3 separate regions of the Homo sapiens genome follow, and regions 2 and 3 are each linked to region 1. The links are chromatin contacts, found by Hi-C or POLR2A ChIA-PET in ENCODE. All regions are on one chromosome and are shown on one strand. The core of a region is the stretch at or near the end of the contact, and the rest is flanking DNA. Distances in the headings are between cores, read along the strand shown.

What was found. Hi-C counts contacts between places; a loop is a spot of excess contacts on that map. ChIA-PET counts read pairs that join two places held with the same protein, here RNA polymerase II (POLR2A). Pooled maps may share reads with other maps.
Region 2: a map of ascending aorta shows a loop between it and region 1 (2.5-fold over the local background). The contact joins the enhancer-like site here to the promoter of COG2 in region 1. A Hi-C loop is called at or near these places in 13 of 168 maps with a recorded cell type or tissue (HepG2, IMR-90, K562 and 10 more), 7 of 37 single-sample maps with no recorded cell type and 22 of 50 pooled maps.
Region 3: a pooled map shows a loop between it and region 1 (3-fold over the local background). The contact joins the enhancer-like site here to the promoter of COG2 in region 1. A Hi-C loop is called at or near these places in 1 of 168 maps with a recorded cell type or tissue (dorsolateral prefrontal cortex) and 3 of 50 pooled maps. POLR2A ChIA-PET finds 5 or more read pairs at or near these places in 3 of 52 experiments (BJ, H1 and activated T-cell).

Annotation. Positions count from the first base shown.
Region 1 is chr1:230,640,727-230,644,925 of GRCh38, forward strand. COG2 (component of oligomeric golgi complex 2) reads left to right here and starts at 1,755. Exons shown (of 18, transcript NM_007357.3): 1 at 1,755-1,952. The coding sequence starts at 1,881. RefSeq lists silencers at 1,549-1,688, 3,302-3,421 and an enhancer at 1,779-1,998.
Region 2 is chr1:230,908,547-230,913,084 of GRCh38, forward strand. TTC13 (tetratricopeptide repeat domain 13) reads right to left here. Exons shown (of 23, transcript NM_024525.5): 19 at 4,077-4,212; 20 at 2,924-3,003; 21 at 396-474; 22 at 166-245. Among named protein-coding and RNA genes, the nearest start is that of C1orf198, 42 kb to the left of the region's middle. Within about 2 kb of position 1,790, at least 7 of the 41 ENCODE cell types and tissues checked have a DNase peak (open chromatin) inside an H3K27ac peak, as active enhancers do; they include ascending aorta and dorsolateral prefrontal cortex, where a contact is called at or near this core.
Region 3 is chr1:230,348,874-230,353,579 of GRCh38, forward strand. PGBD5 (piggyBac transposable element derived 5) reads right to left here. Exons shown (of 7, transcript NM_001258311.2): 3 at 2,085-2,219. Among named protein-coding and RNA genes, the nearest start is that of PGBD5, 75 kb to the right of the region's middle. Within about 2 kb of position 1,867, at least 4 of the 41 ENCODE cell types and tissues checked have a DNase peak (open chromatin) inside an H3K27ac peak, as active enhancers do; they include dorsolateral prefrontal cortex, where a contact is called at or near this core.

The DNA.
Region 1 (4,199 bases), core at 505-3,004:
CACCATCTCTACTAAAAGTACAAAATTAGCCAGGCATGGTGGCACATGCCTGTAATCCCAGCTACTCGGGAGGCTGAGGCAGGAGAATCGCTTGAACCTGGGAGGTGGAGGTTGCGGTAAGCAGAGATCATGCCATTGCACTCCAGCATGTGTAACAACAGTGAAACTCCGTCTCAAAAAAATATATATATATATGTATATATATATATATATAAAACAACAAAAAAAGAAGGTCTCGATGCGGTGGGTGGGGAAGGGCAGAGGAGACAGGTTGATGATGGTTGAAGCGAGGTGCTAAGTACATAGGGTGGGGTTCTTGTGCTCTCCACACTTCTGTGTACTTGAAAATTTTCATAACAAGAGAAAACAAAAAATTAAACAGAAAATGAGGTTTTCATTTCCTCCAGCAAAACAAACATAACAGGGACTTAGGATGTACTTTTCCCAATCGCTCCTCTGGCAGAATATTTTGATCCTCCAGCTAGCTTCCGGCTCTTATCCTGTTCATCTGTTCTGTAGATACTGGCAGGAAATAGGCTCTTCAACAGGGCCTGCTAGGTCCAGTGCTAGGGAGTAGAGCGTTTTGGATTCTACGCCTACATTTTTTTTTAAGTGACCAGTTTTCTAGTTGAGATACTTGAAATACAAAGTCTCATGGTGAGGTCTTACCCTCTGCTGTCCCATTCCTTTTTACAGGCCATCATGGCGTTAATCTTATCTCCAAGGAGAAAAATTGGGAAGAGAGGCCTAGATTCCTCAACAGAAGCGGGAAGGAAAGGTTTGCAGAATGAAGAGTGTGAAGTGAGGTTTGTGGTTTGAATCATCCGAATGTCAAGGAGAAAAGAAGAAAAATGAATCATCATCATTTGACCACGGTATTTACAGCTAGCGGAAGGGACAAGAGGAGAAAAAAGCAAGGGAGGAGATAAAGGAAGAACGTCTCAGAATAAAATTGGGGTGGGTGGGGGGAGGAGGAGGAAGACAGTCTAAGAAATTGGTTTGGTTGCACCAGTACTGGCCACAACACAAAAATTTGTCCATTCCTGGTTGAAATTAAAAATAAATGTGCATGCACATGTATTTGTCTGCTGTGTTTAATCAGATAGCGAGGCACTCCTTTAAGCACCTTGAAGACCCAAAGTTGCGCTCAGAGGCTGCCCACCTGGAACGGAGACCGAGGTTGAGCAGGGAGCTACTCAGAGGACCCAAAGCCGCCTAGCTGACCACCTTCTTCCCTATGAGTTCCCAGTAACGGAGCCCAGTGGAGGAGACGCTACACTTCTCTGTGGGGACAGAGGCTAAGGGCGGGGGTCTCCATAGAGGCGTTAGCGCCCACCAGCGGCAGTGACCGCGCACAGGGAGGTGAAGAATGCGACCACGGTGATACGTCCAACCTGGAAAACGGGCCTGAGAACCAAAGGGCCAACTTCTGGCCATGCATAACGAAGCAGAGCAGTCTCAGGGTAGAAGGCACTGGAAAAGCGTTGTAGGACAATTTTTCCCAGTAGAAACGGTGGGGGTGGGAGGGAGACCCGCTCACCCCTTTTGACCCACCCCTGCAGCTCAGCCACGCCTCCTAGGGAGGTGGGCAGCCTTGCAGGAGCCCGCGCGAGGCTGCAGTACCGCCCTCCGCCACATGAGGGCAGCACGGCCTACCCGTGCAGCAGCGGCGGCCCCCGCGCCCCTCTTGGCCAGAGCCAGGCGCAGGCCGGCTTGCGGTGCCGTCGTTCATTGGCCGCGGCGCGGGCGCTGCCATGTTGGCGGAAGCGGACCCCCCTGTGCCGTGGAAACTGGCGGTGGCCGCGGCCGCCGAGTCGGTCTGCGCAGCCTCCTGCGTTTTCTCGCTTGGATCTTGGCACTGAGAGGCGGTGGCCGGCGGGATGGAGAAAAGTAGGATGAACCTGCCCAAGGGGCCGGACACGCTCTGCTTCGACAAGGACGAGTTCATGAAGGTGCGCGCGGCGTCCGCTCCCCGGAGCCGGGCCATGAGGGTGCCTCTGCCCTGTGCCCTCTGTGGCGGTCTCTTCGGTCGGCTGCTCCTGCCTGCGCACGCTCAGTGTCAGGTCCTCCGCCGAGACCTCGCTGCACTTCGCAATGAGTCTTTTGGCGTCAGGTTTGGCGGGTGCAGCCTGGAGAAAGCACTTCTGTAAAATCGTGCGTGTTACATGGAAAGGCCTGAAAGTTCTGGGCAAGTGGTTTTGAGCTGCATGTCAAAGCCACTGTTACCCGTTCCTGTTACCATGCAGTGCAGTCAGATTGCCAGTCCCCTTGTCGGAAAGAAGCTTGTGGACCGGGGCCTTGGAGCTCATTAAGTGTGTGTTGAATAAATCTCCAAGCCCACGTACTTTCCTAGGGACTCGGGTCGGAAAGAAAAAGAACTTAATCTGAAGTTTTGCTTAACATTCAGCTAAAGCTTCCAGAATGGGATATTTAGAAGCTTAGAACATTCTTACCGACTATTGCAGTACGACAAAGCAAACCATTACTCTTTAAAGAAGTTGCTCTACTTTTTACGTGATGCATTTGAAGAAGTTGGTAGTTGTAGGTCATAAACTTAGAGAAAAGAAATATAAACTGAAAACACTTCACTGATGATAAAGTTCATCAGGCACAGCCTTGAAAATGGCCAGGCTTTGAGTGAGAGCTGGGAGGAGCTTTGCTCCTACTTGGTGTATCCCTCTGGGTCTGCACTTAAGCCATTCAAAAAATGTTTCTATTTAATTTCCTGAGGACTAGGATTTTTGACACCTTTTAGTAGCTGCTTTCAGTGTTAAAAAGCGAAAAGTTTTAGCTGGTTAGTAGACATCTACAATTTTGAGCAAGTGAGTTGAAATCTTACTCTGCCTTTCTTGGTGACATAATGTTTTCTAGATTAATTAGCCTATCTCTTTTTGATAATATTTGCATTCAGATTACATCTCCAAAGCTGTTTTTTTTTAAAGTAGATCTGTATCTTCTCCAGTGTGACCATATCATTTTTCGTATGTAGGACTTATCTATACCCAGGAATAATGTACCTTATTCTTGTAAGTGATATTCCTATTAGACCACTGTACTAAAAGGTGTAACTTCATTAGGATGTCTCAAAGAATGTACAGAATCAACTCATTGATCCAGAAACCCTTCGTTTTGCCTACTGGCTAAGAGCTACCCTGAAATGAGGGTAGAAAGAAACAGCTAAGGGTACATGCTGGGGAGAGGTGCCCTGGAAGAGGAAAGGCCATACACGGAGATCAGGGGCCTTGTTGACGTCAAGAATCTCAGAGTACAGAATAATCTCAGTTTGTCCATCTCTTGACTTCTTAAGGCTCAACACCAGCATCTTCTCTGACTCACTAGCCCCACCACCTTTCCCACTCTGAGTTGACAGAATGCCTTTGGTAAATGCAGCTTCAGGAAGTGAAATCACAGAAATACAAGTTCTAAAATAGAACTTAGAGTGCAAACTGGGGTGGTGGCTGGAATGCCAGCAATTGCATATTTCGTGGCTCTGTGAATATGCGGTACATTTTGTAGTGCTTATAAAAGTGACAACATACATAGAAGAAAATACATAGAACAGCTGTTCTGTGTAAAATTTTGTTGATTTTTTAGGTGGAGCTTGAAGATAAAGGTTATTTGCAATTTGTGTTGCCTTAAACATATAAAACTACATATAAGTTGCACTTCCATGGCAGAAAGGATGGTTGGAACACTTGTCCAGGCTATATTTCTATGTTTGTGTCTCATTCAGCACATTTTGTAATTGGATAGGTTTTGTACGTGTGAGAAAGTTGGGATATGACATTTGCATTGGGAGATTTGAGATTGCTTGAAAATCCAGATTTAAAGTTGCTTGAAATCCACTCTCTTCTGTTATTACCTCTCTTCTGGTATTACGTCTCTTCTGGTGTTGATGGGAAACTGTGTTTAGGTTGCCATAGATCATGAGGGCATGCTAGTGCAGTGGTAGCAATTGTTCAGTCAGTGGGCATTCCATGATCACCTGCTGTGTGCAGGTTTCAATGGGCCTTGTATACTGTACTGACGGATTTGCACTTGATTTAGTATTCATTGTGGAGTTACAGTCAGGTTAAAAGCAGGAAATGACATGATCATGTATGTTGCAGTTGGAACTGACTGGTGGCGGGAGGCTACTTAAAAAGTTATTTCAGTGGTTTTTATGAGATCTGAGAAATACAGGAGGGGATAGTTTGTGG
Region 2 (4,538 bases), core at 540-3,039, 270 kb after region 1:
AAAACATTTTAACCTTGAAAAAGTGAATTAAATTCATTGTATTACATATTAACTTATAAAAATGAGTATAACAGTTCCAGTTTTCATAGCGCTCCAAAGTAACAGGAAACTCCTTTTCCTCCTCCAGTTATGATACCCTTGTGTGGACCCCCCTCAAGTAGTTACCTTTTCAAGTTCATCCAGCTTTTGGCGACTTTGCTAAAGGCCTCTGAACCAGGGGCTGTCATAGCTTCAAAGTCGACTAACTGAAAAAGAAAGACATTTAGGAATGTTACTAAACATGGAGGACACAGGCTCGGCTGGAGATCTATGTAACTCGTGTACCTTAAAATAAAAATCCATAAATTGGGACTTAATACATAACCAAGCATTTCTCCCTTCCCGCTCCAACATACCTTCCCTTTGGGAATTTTTCCTGCTACTTCTTTTCCACTTGCCATCAGTGCTCCCACGATGACCGAGTAAGCAATTACACTATTTAAATAAAGAACAAAGGTCAATCCATCCTGGACGGTCTACAGTTACCATGTTAAATTTCACCATGGACTTCCCATCATGAAAGATAAAATTTATTCAAAAATTCTTTCAAATAAAACACCGAATGTTTCATTTAACATGAAAATATGCCTATTTGTTTAAGAATAGTTACTAATTTACTATTAGAATATATTTACTGGCCAGGTGAGGTGGCTCACACCTGTAATCCCAGCACTTTGGGAGGCCAAGGTGGGCGGATCGCTTGAGGTCAGGAGTTTGACAGCAACATGGCGAAACCCTGTCTCTACTAAAAACACAAAAATTAGGCCAGGCATGGTGGCTCACACCTGTAATCCCAGCACTTTGGGAGGCCGAGGTGGGTGGATCACTTGAGGTCAGGAGTTCGAGACCAGCCTGACCAACATGGCAAAACCCCATCTGTAACAAAAATACAAAAAATTATCCAGGAGTGGTGGCATGTGCCTGTAGTCCCAGCTACTTGGGAGACTGAGGCAGAAAAATTGCTTGAACCCGGGAGGCAGAGGTTGCAGTGAGCCGAGATCGCTCCACCGCACTCCAGCAATGCATGTATACAATAAAGTTCATAAATACAAATACATATGTTAGTCTTACTTTTTAAGCATTAGAAATGCTGGCCTTCAAAGAAGAAATGCAGAATACATTCTCACAATGTACTAACGGACAGATGGTTTGGAGATTTGGGCATGTGTGTGAACTGCCAGGGCTCCAAGGTGGCTGTTAGAGGCCAGGGGATTGTGGGGTACCTTTGCCTGCTGGCTCGGAGGCTCGTGGGGCAAGGTCTGCTGCCCTGTCACTCCAGAACGAGTGTAGAGCTGCGAGTGTGCAGGTCTGGGGTAGGAGGCATTTGTAAGACGTTGTGCTTCTGCTCTTGGTGAGGGAAGAGAGGGAGCTGACTGGTTTTGGGTGGAAGGGGCTGGCAAAAGGCCATGGGACCCACTATTGTAACCACAGTGTTGTGCTTTTCCCAAAACAAATCGGCTCAAAATAAAGACAGCTCTCACCCATGAGATAATGCATCCTAGCAGGTGGAAAGGATGGCACGAGCACCTGAGAAAGCTAACAAGTGCCATGGGTGGACACCAAGAAAAGTGAGTCAAGGTGATTCATGGGGTTCTCCAGCAGGGAAGACTTCAGAGGCTAAAGACATGTGCTCTGCAACCTCCAGGGTCCCAGGGCTGAAGATGAAAGGGGCAGAGAAGGCAGGGAGATGTGGCAGAGAGCCCACGTGGAAAGCCAAGGGGAAGCAAAAGAGCCACGGAAGAGAGCGGTGCTGCAGCCAAGGCAAACCAGGGCAGGGCAGGGCTAGCACTGCGCACTGTGTATGCTGCCAAGCTCGGCTTAAACCCATGGTTTTCAGAAGGTGCTGGAGAGCCGCAGGGCACAGAGAGGAGCAGGAGCAAAGCTAGCTGTGGCGGGTACAGGGAAGAGAGAAACAGAAGTGTGGGAGGCAGAATCAACAGACTATTTAGGATTGAAGAGATGTAGGGATGAGGCAGAGTTGAGGACAATCAGAGCTGCACGTCCTTCAATGTCACACGTGAGCCAGCAGAGCTGCTGTGAGGACAAAGGACGGATGCTGGCTGTTGAGTACAGTGGGGCCCACAAGCGGTGATGTGCACAGGCCTCACATCCCTTATTCAGTGGACACAACTAGCAATATTATGCTGATAAGACAACATTTATGTTTCTATTTTGTTTCAATGAGTCTTAAATTCTATAACCAAATTTACTACCACACTTAGGGGAGTTTTACTTTCTAAGCCATTAATCAAAGATAAAGACATTCAAGTGTATTATTTTTAGCCAAAACATCTTAAGTTCAACTATGTGCCAGTAATGGCAAAAGGCCATTTACATAATTTACTGCACACAGTGCTGGGAAAAGGAGAATGAAATGAAAACTCTACAGTCATAGCTCTTGTTTTAATGATACCTAAAAAACTCCTGATATACAAGTAGCAAGAATTTATCCAAAATAATAAAAATAGTACAGAGTGACTGTTGGCCCAAAAGTATAAAACATGAGGATTATGGGTCACCTGACAGCCCAAAATGGAAAAGGAAGAGGAGGAGGAAGAGGTTCAGTAAGAGGCTGGCAGATACAAAAAATTAAAACACACTGAGCACGGCACATGATACACAGTAAACTTTCCATGAACTTGTGTTGAATGGATGAATCCCTATCCTATTAAACGTAAGCACACTATATTAGAACTGTCTTCTATAATTCTTTTGCTGATGTGATAGACTAAGGAAATATTTTTTTGTGCAGATTTTGGAAAAAAATAGGGAGCTCCTTACCATTTCTTTGTGTACTCTGTACCTATATCCATAACAGGAAGGATAAGCAAAAAAGAACACATTTCTCAATTTAAAATAATTTTAATGACAGGATATTACTTACCTGGATCCTCGAGAGAGTGGCATTAAATTATAAAAGTAATAAACTAAGGATAAGATTAAGTTGCAGACAGCATCAGCCTCCTAGAAAAAAAAGATACAGACTCATAAATACTATAAAGATTACAAACTAATTTTTCATTAGGTGACAGAACACACAAGAATAATCTACATCAAGAAGAGGATTGTTTTCTTCCTCCCCCATAAGAATCTACTTTTCAAATTCTTGAATATTCTATACCCTTTTGTATCATTTTTTTCCAATTTAGTTCAATTTAGAGCAATGTTTTCCCAGCTGTTTCTTAAACTGCAACTCTTGGATAAACATAAAAATCTCAGTCTCCTTTAACGTTATTTGAAATGTCAAAATATATATTGTGACTAAAATTTTAAAAGGCATTTATTAACACCAAATATGTTCTCTCAAACAACATGTACCTTACCCCAAAAGATCTGGGTAAGCCCCTTCCCCTACTCCGCATTGAGATTTGGATGATGCTCAATTATGTGTATAAACTTAGATGTTTAATTATATGGATGCAGTGATTAAATGTTGGAGAAATAAGGTGACTTTTCAAGGGTAAGGGGCACCCGTCCACTGCAGAACACAGAGAAGGGGCGTGGTGGGGAGAGAATGTCCACCATACCCTGCTGCCTGTAACGACTCCACCTCGAGTCCAAGCAGACAACCAAAGAAGAAGGCCACAGACCAGGAAAGGGCCGCCAAGTGCAAAGTATACACAACTTCATTATACTTTCCTTGCCATTAACTCATCAGAATGCATCATCCAGTTTACATTCAAAAGCTCCTTGTAAATATACGGTTATAAGCAACAACCGCAACGAAGGGAAGAAAATGGAAGAAAAAGGTGAAGCCCAGGTCATTTTCATTATGGACCAGCTTTTTTATATCTTGTCAAAGCCCAAACTTATGATAATGTCATAGTGCAGTACTAAATTATTAATTTATTATCCTCCCCATTACTGTAGTTACTAAATACAAGAATTTTTGCCTATAAGAAATAAGAAATATTTTTAGGTCAATTCAACCCAATTTCAAGCATAAGATGTACAATCTCAGTGAAAGGGCAGAGGTTCAAAAAATTTACAAAAGAATCATAGGAAGAGCAGAAAAATGGAAACAAAGAGAAACCTACCCCAAATTCTGATGAAAGAATCAATACTTTTCCTTTTGCTGTCAAATCTTTATAAAGTGCATCTATTTCAGCATGATATAATTGTGTCCTTTCTTCCGTGGTTTGAGTTTCCACAGAAAATAATATATTGCCAACTCTGAAAATACAAAAATAAGTGTGAAAGGCATGTATTATAAGTTCAAACAGCCAAACACAGAAAGTTTTTTTTAAAAAGCAAATAGCATACTGACGTAGCACTAAACATATACAAGAATGTACCTTACCTTTCTAACTATAGACAAGCAAGGTAGGTTTCATGAGAATGCATTCTTTCTTCATAAAATGTGATAGTTGCCTCACCTTTAAGTGACCAGTAACTCATTTGCTCACAGTTAAGTCTAACTACATGTACTTATTACACAAACTTAAGCTAATATATGGGAAAACAATGACACATAGTAAAGAATGCATTTAAATAACCAG
Region 3 (4,706 bases), core at 617-3,116, 290 kb before region 1:
TCTGCACCTCTGAGCACATTTTGAGGGCTGCCCCTGGCAATGGTGGAAGCTACGCTGCTTTTGACTGGGAGTTGTCAGCTTCAATTCTGGCTTCTAAAAACAAACTTTCACGCTGCTGCAAAACCTCCTAGAATCAAGAGTTTTAGAAATGAAAGGAAACTTCAAGGTACCAACCCAAACTTCTTATAGATGTGGATTTTACAGATTTTATAAATTTGGGAACGAATCTGAACTGAGAGAGAGAGATCTGTGGCCTTGGCCTTGCCTGGTGACAGATGTGATTTCTAGCTCCTCACTAACTGTAGAGGGAGAAGGGAGTGGTGCCAGATGCACACAGGATCCGCATGTAAACATTTATTCCAAAGCTACACAGGGCCGGTATGGTGGCTCTTGACTGTAATCTCAGCATTTTGGGAGGCCGAGGCGGGATGATCACTTGAGCCCAGGAGTTCAAGATCAGCCTGGGCAACACAGTGAGACTCCATCTCTACCAAAATGAAAATAAAAATAAATTAGCCAGGAATGGTGTCACATGTCCATGATCCCAGCTACTTGAGAGGCTGAGGTGACCAGATCACTTGAGCCTGGGAAGTTGAGGGTGAAGTAAACTATGATCATGCTGCTTTACTTCAGCCTGGGTGACAGAGTCAGACCCCGTCTCAAAAAAAAAAAAAAAAAAAAAAGCTACCTAGGCAGATCTCAAGGATGGCAGGACCACGTTTGCATATCCCAATGCCTGGCACAATTGTGTGCAGGTAGCAGGTGCTCAATAAATATTTACTGAAAGAATAAATGAATGTCCCTTGGGAAAGTTTACATAAAATGAACCCGACGCACCTGTACCTATGGGAGTATCATCACAAAAGGCACTATAGAGATGGCAGAGGACTCTGGAGAATGTGAGGGGACAAGGAGCTGAGGCTGCACCTCCAGGAGTGAGGGAATTCTGCTCTGGGATAGGTCCAGTCTGGCAAGACCCCAAACAATGCCTATGCACAAGCAGAGCCCCAGAGTCTGGCTGGAGATCCTGACCCCAACTCAACCTGAAGGTCCCTCAGACCTGCAGAAGGAGCCGAGATGGTGCTTTGGAGGGAAGACATTTTCCCGGAGCAAGCGCACTTTCCCCACTGTGGTTCTGGAGTGGATGTGGGGAGGAGATGTTCGGCAGAATCTTCCTACGAATCCTGCTGTAGTTCAGGGAAAGATGGAAGTGCAAAAACCCTGTGCCTTGGGGCCTGGAGATGCGGTCAAGCGAGGGCAGCAAGTGAGCGTGCGGTCAGCAGTCACCACAGGGCTGGCCTGCCTGTCTGATGAGAGAAGGTGTCGCTGCGCAGCACGCATGAAAAACTAGACTAGGCAGGGAGACGTCACTTAGGAGCCACATTCTGGTGTGTATCTGTCCCCACCATCTCCCTTTGTGTACCCTACTGCTCCTGGCAGCTCAACCTCAGATGCTTTTCCTGGGAGTATCATCACAAAAAGCAGAGCTCAGGCACCTCTTGTGAAACATGCACCCATGTTGGCCATGCTGGCTCCAAGGTCCTATGACTCGGGCACGTGCTCCTGCTGAAGGTTATTCATAATTTCACCAGCAGGCTGTTGGTGGAGGTCTGTGAAGAAGGCATCCTGGAAACAGGAAGGTTGGGCAGATACCTGGTGGGAGTGGGGAGGCCTTCTGGGACAGCCTTAAGTTTCAAAGCCACAAGTCCAAAAGTCTTGAGGGACAGCCTCCAGGGAGATGGTAGAAACCTCGTATGACCCACTGTTTGGGTGACACTTCCAGCCAACATTGCTACGGCCTGAGCCTTGATGAGTCATTTACCCAGATGGGCTTGAGTCTGGAGGAAGAATGTGCAGGGAACGGGGCCAGGGGTGGCAGCAGCCTCTCCAGGGCTGGCTACCCGCTGCCTCGGTGAGGAGGGAGCAGCCCAGCCCTGGCCTCCGCAGGAGCATCTGGGTGGACTTGGACCCACAGTGAAAAGGGTATGTGAACAAGTTCTTGGGTATCAGATGAGCCCAAGTCGCCCGGATTTTCTTCCCCGACCCTCTTCACCGACCCTCCCCGGGCTCAGCCCAGGGCTCACCTGGATGATGAAGCCAGTGGAAGAACATTGTCTGACCCAGAGGCTGAATTTCCGCTTTTTCCTCTTTCGCAGCTCCCGCTCTGTGCACGTGGCAATGAATACAGGATCCTCATCGATCAGGGGTTCATGTAGCACCTGCCAGGAGGGAAAAAGCAGAGGCTCTCACGGAAGGCAGCATGAGCTTGAGGGCTCATCAGATTGGAGCTCAAATTCAGCCTCTGCATTTGAGCAGCTCTGTGACCTTAACTAAGTTACTTTACCTCTCTGATCCTGACCCTTCTTATCTATAGGAGGGTGGTATCATTATCTATACTACTGTTTCCAGAAAGGATGCAGTAAGAAAGGATTCAACATGCAAAATAGCACCGGCCCTGATACACAGTAGATATTTCATCAATGGAATTTATTATTATTGTTATTATTGGCCTAAGGTCCCTTGTCCCAACTCTCACTTGGTTGAGGGATCTCTGGCATGGGTCCTGTGTCCTCTGGCTGGACATGCCTGGTGATGGGCACCCACTTCTTTTCATGGAAGCCCCTTCCACTCATGGAAAGTTCCAACTGCTAAAAAAGTCTTTCACTGATCCACAATTTACCTATATTTAACTGAAACCTAGGGATGTGACTTCTGTCCAGTGAGAAACAAAGAAAAAAAATGCTATTTTTTTTGGATTTTCAAGACAGCCCTCGTGTCAGCCCACGACCTCCTTCTTCCAGGCTGAACCTCCTCTTTTTATAAATCATTCATCAAATGACCCAGTTCCCTGTTGGCCTGTTGCAACACACAGCCTCTGGTTCTCCTCTAGGTTGTCATGACCTTTCTGACAAGATTCCCAAGGCAATTTTGAAACTAATTTCATCTATTTCAACTTTTTGATAACATGATTATATGACTTTTCCCAATGATAAGACAATAAAGAAAAAAGAGATGGCATAATAAAAATAGGCTCCAAGGAGTGGCCACAGATCTGCTTCTTCAAGGTAAAGCTCTTTCGGGAGGCTTTAGGATAAACTTCAGGAACGTGCTACACTTCCCTCCCTGATCCTATCTCAAGCTTAATTATGAATTAGATTGTGCATCTGTAGGGAACTGAAATGAAGAGTGCAGGCAATGATTCCCAGAACTCTACACGATGCCCTAGATCGGGGTCAGCAAATTACTGCCTAGTCTGGCCCACGTCTGTTTTTGTAAATAAAGTTTTATTGGAACACTGCCATGCTCACTCATTTAAATATTGTCTGTGGTTGCTTTGGGGCTACAATATCAGAACTGACAACACGCAACAGTGACCACACCGATACAAAGTCTAAATACTTACCATCTGGCTATTTACAGAAAAAGTTTGAACAAATCAGTCACCTGAGGATCCTGCTAAAATGTGGATTGTGATTCTGTGAGGCCGGGTCTGAGACTGTGCATTCCCAACAAGCTCCCAGGTGATGGCAGAAAAAGGTCTTCCAAGGACAGAAGGGAGGATGATACTTACCATGTGTGATGTGGACAGCTGCCTTCCATTCTTCTAGGAATGGAAGGTGGGCTGAGGTTGAATGCAAATTGAATGCAAGGTTACCGTGCATTCAATTTTCGAAAAGTGACAGCCCTGCACTGTTCAGTCTTAGCAGTGCATATCTGCCTCCTCAGTTTTTCTACTAATGGACACATGGGGACATCACATGTGGTCTCCCCTGTCTTGTGAAGGGGAAGGCTGGGAGGCTGGCCTAGCTGCAACGTCTCCCCTGGCCCTCACGCCTGGCTTCTTGCACTCGCTGGCTCTTTGTAGCTCATAAAACATTCAAAGCCCCATTTGGAACTATTCAAGTGCAATGAACAAGTCCCCCACACAGTGGGAGAATGGGAGGGGATGGAGAAGGGAAAAGATGGCATAAAAAAGCCCTCTGCCTGTCCTTTCCCTGCCCAATGATCCTTGCCGAAGACGTGCATCCTACTCTGTCCTCTGAGGCCACAGCAAATGAAAATTGCCCTCTCTCATTCTCTTCAGAAAGAAAGTGCACCTCTATTCCACTTGCATTGAACATATGATCAGTTGCAAATTTATATTTAATCACATGCCTTATCAAAGCAAAAGGGCCAGCAAGAATTTCTGACCCTCAATGATCTTTTTCCTTTTCTATCATCATTAAATGAATTATGAATATGTCATTACTAAATGCAGCACGGAACAGCATGCTCCCCAAAGCTCCAAAAACTTTGCCTGCCAGAAAAACCACTTGCTTCTCCTCCAGGCTACACATGGGTCAGCATTTCTCTGTTACATGACTGTATCTCCTGAGCCTCCTCCTGTGCTTGATGAGCTCGTTTTGAGGTGTGGAGGGTGGTAGGTATGGTAGGGGAAAGACAAAACATCCATTTATTGATTTGCACAATCCCTCCCCGAAAATATTTCTCTAATTAATCTGGCTCCAGTTTTGAGGAGATGCAGTATCTCCCCATTTTGTATTTGTGTAGAAACACACACACACACCCCAGCTGCTTTGGTCATTGCTACATTCTGGGAATCCTCTGAAGACTCTAAGACCAAACTCGTACCAAAGGGTCACAGCTGCTGGAATAAAACGGCTCCCAAGATTGCAGGCTGGAGGGTGCGAGTGAGCTGAGTGTGT